Linked DNA regions of Mus musculus: all the other regions are linked to region 1. The links are chromatin contacts, found by Hi-C or POLR2A ChIA-PET in ENCODE. All regions are on one chromosome and are shown on one strand. The core of a region is the stretch at or near the end of the contact, and the rest is flanking DNA. Distances in the headings are between cores, read along the strand shown. Region 1 holds the start of Cog1 (component of oligomeric golgi complex 1). Region 2 holds the start of Cpsf4l (cleavage and polyadenylation specific factor 4-like). Region 3 holds the start of D11Wsu47e (DNA segment, Chr 11, Wayne State University 47, expressed).

Region 1 (2,967 bases), core at 328-2,827:
ACGGACGTCAGATGCTAACAGTTTGATCTCGGACTTCCCAGGCCTATTCCTGAGGGAAAATGAATGTCTACTCTTTATGAACTATCCAGTGTTAAATCTTTTGTTACAGCAGCATAGCTGGCCAGAGACGTCAATGTTCCAAATCTCAGTTGTCCTTACTGGGGAGGAGCCACACCTAACTCACTCCTTCCTTCCGAACTATTACATTAAATGGACATGTGGCGATTAATCACCTTTATGCTAAACTATTTTCTACTGCCATTCTAAATTATTCATATTTTAAAAATTCAATTTCCCAAGAATTTCTTTCTTTAATTAGAATGTAAACTTCAAGAACATCTTGGGAGGCTCCTGTTTATGATTTGAACGGAGAGGGCATTCCCCCAGAAATGCACCAGCCATAACCATGAAAATCAATCCATTTCTAAGACTGGGCTTACATAGTTGAAGCTAGCCAGCTAAGTCTGTCCATTTGGGAAGGGGGCTGTACTTAATGTGTAGCTTAGGGAGTGACAGGCTGACAAAGTTCCAACCTTCTTTGCCCACGTTCATTATACTGCCCTAGTTTTTTTGGCTTGGATTTTCTGACACCTAAGTAGCGCAAGAAAGCTGGCTCCACATGTGGGCTAGTGTGCTTTTGTAATTTCTTCTTCTGTTACAGTAAGTTCTCCTAGGTTAAAAACTATTTACCCTCGGCGCCCTCTGCTCATTCCTAAGCCAACACCCAATGTCAGAATTCGATCCGCATCGGGTCTTAAACGTTTCATGGGAGGACATCAGGATACCCTGAGTTTTTTAAACCAGCCTGAAATGAAACTGCTCACCTATTAAAAGGGGGAGGGTCTGACGGCTGAGGCTACCCTCCCCCAATTCTCCAGGCTCGGTCGGGCTCAGGGTGGGATGGGGAATGAATGAATGACTTTGACAGGAAGGTGTGAGCTAACGGGAGAGATCTGACAGTCGAGAGACCCCTGGCGTTTTCAGTTAAAAGGGAAGGAGAGCGCAGCGAACCCACGGGAGGCGAGGGAATCGTCCGGAAGTCCGGGAAGGCTCCCGGAGCAAAAGGCCGGCTGGCTTTTCGGCAGCGGACCAGCGTCCCGAGGAAGGCCCGCAGACGCCTCCCGGTAGCCCGCGGCGGCGAGGGGCGGGCTCCTCCGGCGGAAGGTGAGGGGTGGGGTCCGCCGGGCGGCGGGGGCGGAGGGACGTGGCGGGTTCGGATCCCGGACTGACCTGCGGGGCCCGTGGGACCCGGGGCGCCACGGAGCCGGCCTGGCGGAGGCGGGCGCAGTATTGATCGGTGGCCTGCACGGCGTCCACCAGGCCCTCGGCGCAGCGGCGCATCTGGCCGATGGTGTCCGCCGCCTCGATCAGGTCGCGGTACCGCTCGCCCACCATCTGCCGCAGCTCCTCCTTCTTGTGTTCGATCTCGGCTCGGACCTGGCGCTCCAGCCCGCGGATCTCCTCCGCTCCATGAGTCTCGAAGAGCGCGTTGGGATCGCGCAGATCCAGCCGCTTGAGCGCGGAGGAGGCGGTCGCGGCCGCCATGGTGCTAAGCCAGGGATCCGCCGGCCGCTTCCGCCTGCCAGCCCCGCCCCGCCCTCCCGCCATCATGGATGGGGGCGGAAGTGCTTCCGCCAGGTCGGGAGCCTCGGTGGTCCCAGGGACTGAGCCTCGGTGGCAGTGCTGCTCTCCAGAGCTTATTTTTTACTGTTACAATCTCCCTTCTCTCTCCTTCACTCTTCCTTCCTTCCCTCTTCCTCCCCATTCTCACCCTATGTAGGTGGAGTACGTGCGACAGAAACAGATGCGCGCGGAGGTCATAAGTTGCAGGAGGCTCACTCCTGCCATGAGGATCTCAGTATAGAATTTTAGATGGAATTTTATCGGCTTTGGCGGCAATCGCCTTTGCCTGCTGTGCCATCTCGCCTACCCTGAGCGCTCGTTTCCTTAGAGAAGCGAAATAGTTAAGGTTGTACTTGGTGGTCAAAGTCTTAGTGGCCCGGAGCCCCTTGCGTCGCACCCAAACCCTTTCCTGGGGAGGGAAGAGCTTCACCGTGGGGTTCATTATGGTAAAGATGCACGTATGGTCGTGTTGCTGTCGGTCTTACATGCATGCACGCTTTTGCCTTCGATAGACCATCACAGCAACCAGGACTGGGCCTTGGGACTCTTCCCTTAGGACTTGGCAGCTGGAGATCTGAGTGACGGCTGTGGTCCACCTTGTTACCTGGGTCTTCTATTTTATTTAAATATTGTTTAGTGGCCACAAAATGGGTTTCCCTGTTACAGGCCTCCTGTGGTGGAGAACGATGGGGAGTCCATGATGCCAGAGGATTGGACATCCTGAGATTGACCCAGTAAGAAAACCTGGACGTTCTGGCTTGCTGTTCATAAGTCCGTTCAGGGCCCTTCGTTTTGGAAAAGTTTGCTGAAGAATTCTTTCCTATGTTAACACAGAGAAAACAGTATTGTGTGTTCAGCAGCCCTGTACCACAGACAGCCTCTGGGTTTTCTCTCCCGTTCACCACTGCCACTACTTCGAGGCAAATGTCACAGCAATAGATTGATATCTAAATAAGGGGGTTTACTTACGACATTCCAGCAAGAAGAGTCCCTGCTCTATGCACAACTGAAGCCCAGGGAATTTTACTTACCTCGGGGAAGGGGGTTAACTCAGAACTCAAGCCACTTGGCTTGAGATACCGCCTACGCGTCAGAGTTCCCCCAGCACAGCGCGCCCCCTGGTGGCGCAGCGGTGACGTGCAGTCCTTTCTATAGTCCCGCGCTACCGGCTGCTTTGGTGCTGTTTTGCTTCTGAGCCTGCAGAATCTGTCTTCCGTGTTTGGAAGCGCTTCTCTGTCAGGCAGAAACTTTCCCCAGGACTTCTTGCACCTACTGTGCCAGCCTGGGGCCTGGGACTGGTCCACAAGACCTTCTTGGGCCTTTGAAGGCAGCGATGCCCTGGTG
Region 2 (2,967 bases), core at 207-2,706, 60 kb before region 1:
CCCCAAGCCCCCACCCATGGCAGTGACCTCCAGGACGTGGCTCTGCAGTGTGCCCTTGAGCTTTCCGCACCTTGGTTGCCCCCTCTGCCTTCTCTAGCAGACCCATGGGACTCTCAAATAATCCCAAGGTGACAGACCAAGGACCTAATCAATACCTAAGGATAGGGTCAAGAGATGCAAGAGCCTCTTCCCCAGGGACCCTTGATCTCCAGCCCTAGACAGCCATTCTGCCTACAGTCCCGGGTACAGGGTGATCCCAGGCTACTCTTACTCCAGCCCCACCCAGCTCCAAGGCCATTCCCAGCGCGGATCTATCTCTCCAGCTGCTGTCTTTTCAGATCTGGAGTTCAAAAGAACAACAGATCTAGGCATAACAGCCGCAGGAAACAAAGCTGGCAGGCTGGATCCTGTCGGCTCAGCCACAGGCCTGCAGCGCCAAGCTTACCTCTCCCCGCTGGGTCCCGGGGAGGAGATGTCTCTAGTTCTAGTTCCTAGGGCCTAAAAAGCCCACATGTCCTGGTAACAGTGGCTCCTGGAGAGGCCAGGCCACTTCAGGACCCAGGAGGGGGAAGGAAATAGCCTGGTTTAATTAGAGCTTTAAAAATGCTCCTAAGAAAGCCGATTCTGAGGTCCTCAGCCCTTCAGGGCAGGGTTGGCCTAATAATAATAAAACAACATTTGCATGGATATTTCATTTACAAAGCATTTTCTCCGGGTAAGGGAGGCTCTGGGGTGGCCCAGTGGATTCCTCGCTGGGAGGTCACCCCCAGCCTTGGGTCGGTTCCACCTCCTTCGGAGCTTACCATTGTGATTGCCTGCGGGGTAAACAAAGGGCCCTTCATGGAACTGTTTCCGATGCTTCTGGCCTGCATTCCTTTTGTCCCCCCCCACCCCCCTTCCAGGAAGAGCACGCTTGGGGTTTGTCATTCCGTCTAGAAAAGAGGCTCAGAGGGCCTGGTGGGAGGGAGAGTGGCTGGGACCTAGTGGAGGAACCTTTCCTCTGTCCCACACACCCTCTGACTACCCCCATCCCACTCCACCCAACACCTGGGCATCGCTGTATGCAGTAGGTTCGCATCAATGGGTAGTTATATCCCCACACATACAATGGGACACTGGTTTGGCAACGGCTCTGTTCTGTGATCGGCAGAGATAAGCAGGTGTGAGTCTTTGCCAATCCCTTCCCCAGCTGAGGATGGGGGTTGTGTGAACAGTGTGGGGGTGTGGGGCCCTGGAAGGCCTGCACCTGCATGGGTGGGTGGGAGGGCTGAGGCAGCCGAGGAGCCTCTGGGGGTACACTCAGCCAGAAAGTCACGTGCAGTCACCTGGCCCCTTGAAGGAAGAGGTGACCTGAGAGGGTGAGAAAGAGGGGCCAGCATCAGATAGGGCCTGGCCCCGTTAATTAGGATTAGGTGCGGATGGGCTATATAGGAGCCACCTGCGGGGGTTCTGGCATCTTGGCTCTTTCTGCTTTTCCGGCGGGAGACGGAAGATGGAGGAGGTCATTGCCGGGCTGCAAGGGTTCACGTTCGCCTTTGAGCTGGATGTGGAATCGCAGAAGGGCACTGGGCTACTGCCTTTCCAGGGCATGGACAGTGAGTGGCGATGCCTGTGTCCCCTGCTCAGGTCCTGGAGGTGCTGTGCGTCTCTCCCACACAGCTTCTGGGTATTCACTGCCCGGGATAGAAAGGCAGACTTCCGAGCTGCCAGAGCTCCCTGGGTGCCCCCGAAACCTTCCACCTCCTGCCTCAGAGGTGGGCTGAGTTTAAGTGGAATTTAGAGACTGGTTCTGGGCGGTGGGGGAAGGGTTTCGGAAGAGGGTACCCCGTTGACTCAGCCTCCACAGACGGAGACAAATGAGAACTGGTTTTGATGGTGGACTGGGGCCGCCAAGGGGCTGAGAGGCAGGCGGGAGGATTGTGGCGGTTCTGTCCAACCTGAACTACAGGGCGAGACAGTTGCATAAACAGACGGGCAAAGGAACAGGTAAACAACAAAACTCCAAAGCCCAGCCAGAGAGAGTAGTCGGGGCCCACGCAGCTCCAAGCCCGGAGGCTTAGGTGGGACTTGCCGCAAGGCTCCAGCTCTGGGAACGCCACCTTCTCCTCCGGTTTCTTTCTCCTCCAGAGTCCAGTTCAGCTGTGTGCAACTTCTTCGCTAAAGGGCTCTGTGTGAAAGGTGAGTGAGTCAGGCCTGGGCTGGGCCGGGACAGGAACGGCTGTGGGGACCATGCTGGGTTCAGCTGGGGACTAGGACGTAGTGTGAGCTTGGCTCCTGGACTAGATAGGATCCAGCCTCTGTCATGAGCAAGAAGGTAGCCAGCCATGTGTAGTTGGTACCACAGAAGTTGTGTTTTATTATGCTGAGGGTCACCACACAAGGCTCACACTCTCAATTCCTAACTACGGTCATATTATTATCTGCTCAAGGCTGCTCACCTGTGCGACGACATACCTTAGCTAGTTTATGACAGAAGTCTCTGATTTGAACCCCACCCTGGCTACTGGTCTTCTTTTCTGGATTGGAGGTCACTTTGAGGTTCCTCCAATAGCAACATACAGTGGTCTACATACCTAACCCCTAACAGTAGTGTTTCTAATTCACCCTGAAGCCCGGCTATGGACTCAGGTGAAGAGAGTCTTAAGGGGCCTGCCGTGGAGAGCCTTAATATTCGGTTCCTATAAGTCAGGAGGCTGGGGGTGGGGCAGAGAGGACCTGGAGCCCTTTCGGGATGATTGCATGAGAAGAAGAGGAGCTCACTGGCCATCCAGGCCCCGGGAAACCAGAACCTTCGAGGTCCATTACAGAGTGAGTGAGCCACAGCTCAAAGAGAAAGCTGCTACTGAGGAAAGCCAGAGCCCAAGGAATGGCCAGCCAGGAGTGTGTGTGTGTGTGTGTGTGTGTGTGTGAGACAGAGAGACAGACAGACAGACAGAGTCATGCAGGCAGGCCAGGGGGCATTCAAAG
Region 3 (2,967 bases), core at 177-2,676, 35 kb before region 1:
GTTTAATGGCAGCCTGGACTACACAGGGAGATTGTCTCTCCATCAATGCCCACGCAGACACACCTCTACCACTGACGCTGGTATGTGACATTTGTTGAACGAATAAACATGTTTACTATAACTATTTAATACCGTGACTGAAAATACCTCCTGGCCAGTAAATAGATTAAAAAAAATAAAAAACAAACAAACCCCCCAAACCCTGAGTCTGAAACCACTTTACAAGATAAAAATCCATTTGTTTAAAGCAACCATTACTTTATCGTTCATAAAAGGCACACCCAAACTGTTTCCCACCGAGTGCACCATAAGTCTTCTGTTAGTGAGAATGCACTGCCGCACTGAAGGGCACACGACAAAGACAATACATGGGCTTTCCAGTTTTTTTGTTTGTTTTGTTTTGGAGACAGGGTTTCTCTGTGTAGCCCTGGCTGTCCTGGAACTCACTCCGTAGACCAGGCTGGCCTTGACCTCAGAAATCCGCCTGCCTCTGCCTCCCAAGTGTTGGGATTAAAGGCGCGCGCCACCGCCGCCCGGTTGGACTTTCCAGTTTTAACGGTAGACTTTTTTGAGATGATGGGGTCTTACCTGGTAGCCTTGTCTTCCCTGGAACTCTCACTAGGTAGACCAGGATGGCCTTGAACTCACATAGATCAGCTTGCTCTGCCTCCTGAGTAGTGGGATTAAAAGGCGTGCATTACTACGCCAGACTCTACACCCTACACTTTAACAGGGGTTTCGTTTTCCTGCCTGACCTCTTGTCGACTCTCCTAAAGACCCCCATGCTTATGGATCACTGTTCACGTTTGGCAGAAACTCTGAATATCAGTTTGTGTAAGGTGGGGAGCTGATAGTACTGAGTCCTAGACAAAGAACTGGATTATGCTCCTGACAGAGAAAAGGGAATGCGTCTGACAACCAAAGTTAAGACTTCCCCAAGTCTTAGAGTACACGTATTCTGGTGGTGGTGGTGAGATCACATGGGAGACAAGGTCTCAAGTAGCCCAGGCTGGCTTCGAACTTGTTACACAGTCGAGGATGATTCTGACCTCCTGGTCTTGCAGCTTCTCCTCCCAAGAATGGGGATGACAGGTGTGCGCAACTCACGGCGGGCAGGGACCTCGCGATTCGCCACTGATCAAGCTCACCTCGCCAGCCGCGAGGCAGCTCCGTCCACACCGCCGCGTTCCCACGCCTGCCGGTCTCCCCCACACCTCTCGGTCCGGCCTCTTCCAGCAGGTGGGCGTGGCCCTTCCCGGTACGGAACTCCGTTATCCCGTTCGCCTGTTCCGCACTCCTCTCTTGACCTGCAACAAAGGTCGCGGAAAAATAGCCCAGCCCTTAGCTACTCCATGGAACGGGCTCCGCACCGTTCGGAGACGCGAAGTTCCACGCCGCACACTCTTAGAACCCGGAGCCCACCAACACCTTCCCAACCAGAGGACCCCTGAGCCTGTGGCCGTCCGCGTCTGTGCCTGATGGAGCTCGTCTGGTTCTTTTTAAAATTTTCACCTTAGAGAGGCTTAACGCAGAGACAAGTATCAATGATCGTCAAATAATGTAATTTATCTAAAATCTGGCTTGACTTTTACGTCGTGTCCTGTTTTGTTTTTGAACAGGCGGCTGCCCCGGACACCTAAACGGGGGTCCTGGAAGTTCCCGGTCAGTCTTCCCTCTGGGACCCGCCTCTTCCTGCGTGCGCGGTGATGGGAAAGCGCGGCCGGCGTCCCGCCTCCGCGCAGCCGCAGGAGGACAGTACCACGGCGCCTGCGACATGGGGAGGCGCGGAGGCGACACCGGAAGTGGCTGTGGTCCGGGTCGGCCCGAGGGGGACTCAGCGCCCGCAGCAACCACCCGCGCGGCGGCGGTCAGAGCTCAGACCCGTGCGGGTGGGCGTGGCGGGCGCCGGGACACAGCTCCGACTGTTCGCTGTCGGCGCGGGGCGGCGCCGCGTCGCTCGCCTTCACCAGCTGCCATGAGCGAGCGCCTCCGCCCCAGGTGAGGGAAGGGGGGAACCCGCTTTCTCCGCGGCCCCTCGGCCGAGGATGTGCGCTCTGGAGCCGAGGGGCGGACGGAGCCGGCGGGGTGGTGGTGCGAGGCTCTGGGCTGCGCTGCTCTGCGGTCGGAGGAGGCGGAGGGGAGAAGGTGGCGCCGCCTCTGACACTTGGACCCCGTGGGCAGCCAGGGAGGCGACGCTCTGGAATCCAGGGCTGCCCCTTCTCCGTCTTTTCCTTGTTTTCTTCGTCTTCTGCCCTTTCCGCTTCGGAATGAGGTTTGTTCGGCCCGACGAGACGGACGGTGTGGTCCTTCCTAAATTGAGGCGGGCGGTGGTGGTAGGGGGATGGGAGGGATGGCCGATCTGGAAGAGATGGCTCCCTTCGAGCGAGGCGCCTCGGAGAGGGGACGGGATGCTTCGGGGGCGGGGAGCTGCTGGCGCCCCAAGGTCAGGAGAAAGGCGGGGGTTGGGCTTAACCCCTGCAGCTGGGAGGGCTTAGGGCAGACCGCAGCGCTGTGCCCTCCCTCATCTGATGGACCCGGGTGGGTGGTGACCCACTCTCGGTTGTAGCATTAGCAGGCAGGATTCTAAACAGTTTGGATGAGGGGCCAGTTGGCTGGGAGCAGGGAGGTGGCTAACACCACGAGTTACTCTCAACCCTCACTAGGCGGGCGGCCCCTCGGGGCTTTAGGCCCGATCCAGATGAAGTTTCTTTTCTCCTTATTTTCCGTCTGGGAAGAAGTAAGTTGGGACGCCTTACCTCAGAATGAAGAAGGCTGGCTTTATTTCTTACTGGAAAGTCTCCTAATAAGATGCTTGACGATCTATCTACATCTACGCTAAGTTGTACTTTTTCATTTCTCTGGTGGAGAACAGAGAACGGATTTAGAGAGACTCATTTATTTATCTAAGTCTATTCAGGCTCGCGGCTCTTTATTCCGTAGTCGTCTCAGGCTTAAAGAAGGTGGATC

What was found. Hi-C counts contacts between places; a loop is a spot of excess contacts on that map. ChIA-PET counts read pairs that join two places held with the same protein, here RNA polymerase II (POLR2A).
Region 2: POLR2A ChIA-PET joins it to region 1 with 10 read pairs in embryonic stem cell. The contact joins the promoter of Cpsf4l here to the promoter of Cog1 in region 1. A Hi-C loop is called at or near these places in 1 of 37 maps with a recorded cell type or tissue (gastrocnemius). POLR2A ChIA-PET finds 5 or more read pairs at or near these places in 2 of 5 experiments (both embryonic stem cell).
Region 3: a map of heart shows a loop between it and region 1 (6-fold over the local background). The contact joins the promoter of D11Wsu47e here to the promoter of Cog1 in region 1. A Hi-C loop is called at or near these places in 15 of 37 maps with a recorded cell type or tissue (adrenal gland, gastrocnemius, heart and 2 more). POLR2A ChIA-PET finds 5 or more read pairs at or near these places in 3 of 5 experiments (Patski and embryonic stem cell).

The regions. Positions count from the first base shown.
Region 1 is chr11:113,648,139-113,651,105 of GRCm38, reverse strand. It overlaps Cog1 (component of oligomeric golgi complex 1), which reads right to left and starts at 1,577. Exons shown (of 14, transcript NM_013581.3): 1 at 1,231-1,577. The coding sequence starts at 1,545. It also overlaps a transcript of Slc39a11 not described here.
Region 2 is chr11:113,708,015-113,710,981 of GRCm38, reverse strand. It overlaps Cpsf4l (cleavage and polyadenylation specific factor 4-like), which reads left to right and starts at 1,456. Exons shown (of 8, transcript NM_026682.2): 1 at 1,456-1,595; 2 at 2,128-2,178. The coding sequence starts at 1,493.
Region 3 is chr11:113,682,893-113,685,859 of GRCm38, reverse strand. It overlaps D11Wsu47e (DNA segment, Chr 11, Wayne State University 47, expressed), which reads right to left and starts at 1,426. Exons shown (of 5, transcript NM_001361593.1): 1 at 1,149-1,426. It overlaps Fam104a (family with sequence similarity 104, member A), which reads left to right and starts at 1,709. Exons shown (of 3, transcript NM_138598.5): 1 at 1,709-1,998. The coding sequence starts at 1,775.